Linked DNA regions of Homo sapiens: region 2 is linked to region 1. Evidence: read pairs that join two places in POLR2A ChIA-PET (ENCODE). Cell type or tissue: MCF 10A. All regions are shown on one strand. Links, peaks and the distances in the headings refer to the core of each region. The heading gives the core; the rest is flanking DNA.

Region 1 (2,913 bases), core at 125-2,624:
AATTACAGGAAGTGAGGGAACATGGAGTTGAGTTCTTGGCAGGCCACGGAAAAGGCTGAACGAACCCTTACTCTGTAGAGGAAACAGTCTCAGAAGGCCCCTACCCCTTGTTAAACAGGGGTACCCATTCTCTCACACCCACTACCCACAGAAATCCAGCCTCACTTAGAATCCTGGAATTACATAAGTTTCTGGTTGGAAGGGATTTACATAAATCCCATAGCTCTTCCCATTCTGGGTCTGTGATCTTGAATGAAGCTATTAAAAAAAAAAAAAAAAAGCGGGCAGGTCCAACCAGGAGGTCCAAGCTCAGTCCCACCCAGGCCTGGTGTTCCCCGCATGCACAATTGGCTTCCCAGGTTCTAGCAGTGCTCTGCCCAGCACAGCAAATGCACTTAGGGAAGGCTCCAGGCAGCCTTTAATCTATTTCACAATTCACTTTCTGTGTAGGCTGTTCTGGATGGGACCAGGAAACAGCCCCAAGTCAGGAATAAGGACACAACCCCCCTCAGATCCGAAGGGCTGGCACAACTCTATGGCTTCATGGTTTTATGTCAATGAAAAATTTATTCATAGAAAACTGTCCAGTACACAAAGTGATCTAATAGCTATTTTCATTTAAATTGCACAGAACTTGTCCCTCTGCCAGGCACAGTGGCTCACACTTGTAATCCCCAAATTTTGGGAGGCTGAGGTGGGGGAGGCTTGCTTAAGCCCAGGAGTTCGAGGCTGCAGTGAGCTATGATTGCACCACTGCGTTCCAGCCTGGGTGACAGAGCAAGACCACATCTCTAAAATAATAATACATTGAAAAATAAAAATAGGCCATACACGGTGGCTCACACCTGTAATCCCAGCACTTTGGGAGGCCGAGGTGGGCGGATCCCTTGAAGTCAGGAGTTCAAAACCAGCCTGGCCAACATGGTGAAACCTTGTCTCTACTAAAAATACAAAAAATTAGCTGGGCTACTGTGGTGGGCTTCTGTAATACCAGCTACTTGGGAGGCTGAGGCAGGAGAATTGTTTGAACCCGGGAGGCGGAGGTTGCAGTGAGCCGAGATCATGCCACTGCACTCCAGCCTGGGCAACAGAGCGAGACTGTTTCAAAAAAAAAAAAAAAAAAAAAAATATATATATATATATATGTATATCTATCTATCTATATATATGTATATCAATATATATGTATATCTATATATATATACACACACATATACATATATACATATATATACACATAAATATAATAAAAATAAAAATAAAAATTGCACAGAACTCTTGAGTAGATTATCATCCCCTTATTAGGACAAAAGACACTGAGGCTTAGCCAGGCAGGGCTTTTCTTAGGGAAACAGATCAATTAGCTTGCAGGCTTTCTCGGATCCAGGGCTCTCTGTGGCACTGAGCTGCCTCCCTTAGTGACTCACATCTAGGGTGAGGCACTTCACTTCCTGTTGGCTCTCTGCTGGGTGCCTAGAGCCGCCACTCCCCAGGGCAAGCCTACACCCTGCTTTATGAAATCACCTGTTTTGCATTTTCTTTCTCTTCCCTGAGGCTAATCTGGAACATTTGTGTTCTGGAATTGACATCTCATTTTTTGCACAGGTACAAACAGGTAGGAATAGCAGTTGCTTCATGTTATGGGCCAGCTGAACACGGCCAGCTAATTTACCTTCAAATGAGAGACGGTGTCAGGAGAGATGGTCTCTTGAGTGGACCTCATGGTGACTGTGGAAATGAACTCCCCACTCTCGCCTGCTTTAGAGCTGTAAATCTTAGGGCGGACTCAAAAGAAATAAAATAATGACTCTTAGGGAAAAGAAAAAAACATTTGCTATATTTGGTCTCTCTAGTGCATTTCCTTTTTGTTTTGTCTTAGTTACTTGTGCTTGCAAAGACAAAATGTGAGGGGGGCCACGGCGAGTCCTGAGCTGAGGCTCGACATGAAAGGTCTCACGTTTTAACGGGGTCACTCTGGCCTCCCCAATGAGAACAGGCGGAAGGTGGGCAGGGACTGAGTGGGGAGACCTTTTGGGAGACCACTGTAGCAAGTCAGGTGAGAGATGGAGGTGGAGTGGCCCAGTGGGTGGCTGTGAGGTCAAGAGCAATGGCTGGAGCCACCCTTAAGGCAGCAGGATAGCGAAATGTCATTTAACTAGAGTAGCTCCCATCCTTGGACCTTTAGGAAGTCTCCTTGCTGTTTCTCCTGCTGTAAAGTCAGCTATTAGGACCCAGTATTCTCCAAGGTCTCTTTAGCTTTGAGGATGGACAAGGAGACAGAGGAAGTATTTACTGGTGATACAAGTTGGCCCTGCATGAGTATATACAGACTTTTTTTTTTTTTTTTTTTGAGACAGGATCTTGCTCTGTTGCCCAGGCTGGAGTGCAGTAGTGCAATCATAGCTCACTGCAGCCTCCAACTCCTGGGCTCAAGTGATCCTTCCACCTTAGCCTCCTGAGCACCTAGGGCTACAAGCATGTGCCACCACACCTAATTTTTCAAAAAGTCTTTTGTAGAGATGGGATCTCACTCTGTTGCCCAGGCTGGTCTTGAACTCCAGGGCTCAAGTGGCCCTCCTGCCTCAGCCTCCTAACATGCTGGAATTACAGGCATGAGTTACTGCACCCAGTTCAATACAGACTTTTTAAGATCTGTGATTTTTGAAAGTTAGAATTCATGCTTAGACCCAGCTGTATTTTTTGAATCACTTCATTCATGAAAAATGAAGTCCAGAATTCAAATAAGGACAAGTGTAATCTCCATGGTTTCCGCCAGACAGAAGGACAAGTAAATCACAAGAGAGGCTAAACTATGTGTCCTGTGTGTCAACAGAGTCTAGGATTATCAGCTCCTGGGCTATTTTGACGATCCATCTTTAGGTTGGGTGGGAACCCCACGATTCTGCATTAAGC
Region 2 (2,913 bases), core at 111-2,610, 68 kb after region 1:
GGGTGAGGCAGGCTCTCAGCAGCTGTTCCTCTTCTGGGCAGATTTTTCTCAGCTTCTTCTTAGGTATCTGAGGGGGAGGCTCAGATTTTTTTCCCCAGAGGGTGGGGAGAAAGACTGTGTGGGCAGTTTGAGGAAATTCATATCACGCTGGCCTTCATCTTGGAGCTCTTAAAAAAAACAAAAGACTCGCTGTATCTCTTACGTGACCTGAAAACATAAAGGAACCTAATCCATCCATTGCCAGCTCTCATAGAAATGATCAGCTTCCCTAAATCCTTGTGACTGACTTGATGGAAGTACAGGGATTAGGGGTATAAGTCCTGAAGGAATAAGGGTCAAACTGTGGAATGGAGGAGGAGTCTGGGAAGGGAGTCCTTGTCCCGTAATCCTTGCCTGACATTGGTGTATGCACCCCTCACACTGAGGGGTGACCAAAGAATGCTGTTTGCAGGGCACATGGAGGGAACCTGCCCGTGTAGTTGAGGAAAATCACTCACGTGTGCCTGAGCCTCCTTGCAAAGCGGAAGGGAGCTGGAGGGAGGATGAAGAGGAGGGAAGATGGCTTGCTGCAGGCTGGGATGTGGGGGGGACCCTTCCTGATCACATGATCCAGCCCACAACTGTGAGGGCTCAGAGAAGTCTAAAATCAAATCTGGCATCCTCGGTCATCGTGAAGGTAAATTTGTCAAAGTATGAGGATAGAACACATTTTATCTAATAGTTTGTTAGCTTGATTTATACCTTTAAAAATATTTAGACATGGGCATATACAAGCCTCTGGATTCTTGCCCCAGGCAGGCTTGTGTGTGATGCAGAAAGACAAGGGGTGTTTCCCAAGCGTCAGCATCAAAGCCAGGAACAGAACCTTCTCTGCCTTTTGGCATTCAAGTTGTGCTGTCCACTCTATGAACAGGTTATTTTATTTTTATTTCTTAAGTAGTGCTATGGAGGTGGATACCTGAGTACCCTCTACTTCTGCAGGGATCTGATTATTTTTGGTTTTATGCTAGTAGCAAAAACTGAGTCACGCTGAGCTGCTTTTAGGGTATCCAAAGTTTATATATTGGGGAACAACTTTTGTTACCATTTACGCTCTAAAGTTTTCCTGTTACTGTTATGTAATAATTACGTCGTTATTTGTTCAGTCTCTGGTTCACTACTGAAAGCTTTCAATAGGCTTTCCTAGGGCTGTTAGAAAAGTTTCCTCCCTTGTAACAGGGTACAGCTGCCCTGGGGACACTCTCAGGCAAATCCAGCCTGACTGCAGCCTGAAGCCAGCAGCCAGCCGGATCATCCCTTCCTAGGCTAGTCCCTGGCTCTCTGCCCACTCCCCTCCCTGGGTCTCCCTGCTGTTCCCAGCACAGCTCCTCCCACGTCCTCAGGCCCACGCCACAGGGTGTGGATCTGCTGGCAGCCTTGTCTGTGTCTTCTGCCTTTACACACCCTGCCCCTGTGGGAGAACTGGAATGTCCTTCTCTCAGCCCTGGCCAGAGCAATAAAGGGGTTCCTGAGGGAGCTACTGCTTTTGAGGGTCCAGAGAGATGGCACTGAAAAGGGCCCAATTCTCTAAGGCTGGGGATGAGTGCTCAGATCACAGTCTTGTGTGTGAGTGTGCAAGAGTGTGTGAGTCTCAAGCAAAGGCGGAAGGGGGTTGAGACCGATCTGTTGGCCTCATGTTCAGATCTAGGTCATTTGGTGGCTTGTGTTCTGGTAGGGAAGGGGGTTTTTACAATGTGTTTGTAAGGCTTATCTAATGTTTGTAAAGTCTGTAAAGTGTATCTTTATATGCTTTTTTTTTTCCCCAAGAGCAAGTGGGAAAGAAGAGTCACTGCTAGTGGAAGTACAGGTGCAAGGAGGGTAACAAGATATCAAGTGGCTGGGTGTGGTGGCTCATGACTGTAATCCCAGCACTTTGGGAGACCAAGGTGGGTGGATTACCTGAGGTCAGGAGTTCGAGACCAGCCTGGCCAACAAGGTGAAATCCTGTCTCTACTAAAACTACAAAAATTAACCGGGCATGGTGGCAGGTGCCTATAATCCCAGCTATTCAGGAGGCTGAGGCAGGAGAATCGCTTGAACCTGGGAGGTGGAGGTTGTAGTGAGCCGAGATCACTCCACTGTGCTCCAACCTGGGTGACAACAGAAAGACTCTATCTCAAAAAAAAAAAAAAAAAAAAAGAGAGAGATCAGGCTACCATGCTGCTCCAGACTGCCGGGCCTCCAACCATGCAGGGACTTTAAGAGCAGCCATCTTGGGGACAGTCATTCCCATGACTTAAATCTCCAAGGCTGGGCTTCACAAACCTAGCTTTCCAATCCGCCCTTAAAAAACTCCAGAAGACTTTTTGGTTGTACCTTTATCTTTTGTTCTCCTCTGATACCTTCTAAAGAGGCATTTAAGAGGCATCACACATGGCTACTTCCTCCTAGACATTTCCTTTTGAAGTTCTGGCGCTGCCTTTTAAGAGTCACTTCTGTTCTCAACCACAAGATCACACAATAAAGAACAAATGTCTGAGGGTGGCGAAACCATGCAGGGCCCCATTTGAACAGCTCTGAGAGTGGTGGGTGGGGCGAGTCCGCAAGGACAAGGTGCCCATCCTCCGATGGGTCCATGTCCCCAGATCTTCCCATCACCACCTGTAAAATACAACTCCTGCTTCCAGATTCACCATAAATCACCTTTCTCTCCCCATTACATACAGAGGTAGAAGTCCCCCTAAATGCCTCATGATCAAAACGACAATTGTTGGCTTTCCAACTCAAGGCACTGGGAAAAAAGCAATCAACCCTATAAGTACCCCCTCCCATCTGCTTTGTTACCTGAGGAACTTATCAAGCAAAGTCATCATACTGAGCTACCCCAATCATAACATGCATTAAACAAGTTGAGCACCTACCCCAGGTGGAAGG

Evidence for each region. Peaks named below come from ENCODE experiments on the same cell type or tissue, not always from the same donor. Only the 100,000 strongest peaks of a DNase experiment are listed, where the experiment ranks them.
Region 2: POLR2A ChIA-PET joins it to region 1 with 21 read pairs; 3 of 35 experiments call an interaction of 5 or more read pairs at or near these places.

The regions. Positions count from the first base shown.
Region 1 is chr10:24,482,457-24,485,369 of GRCh38, reverse strand. All of the region lies in intron 6 of KIAA1217, which reads right to left. Among named protein-coding and RNA genes, the nearest start is that of MIR603, 210 kb to the right of the region's middle. In MCF 10A, for the core only: no CTCF peak of the experiment used is centred there; DNase peaks (open chromatin) are centred at 529 and 1,469.
Region 2 is chr10:24,414,376-24,417,288 of GRCh38, reverse strand. The region is part of intron 3 of KIAA1217; the gene reads right to left. Among named protein-coding and RNA genes, the nearest start is that of MIR603, 140 kb to the right of the region's middle. In MCF 10A, for the core only: no CTCF peak of the experiment used is centred there; a DNase peak (open chromatin) is centred at 1,338.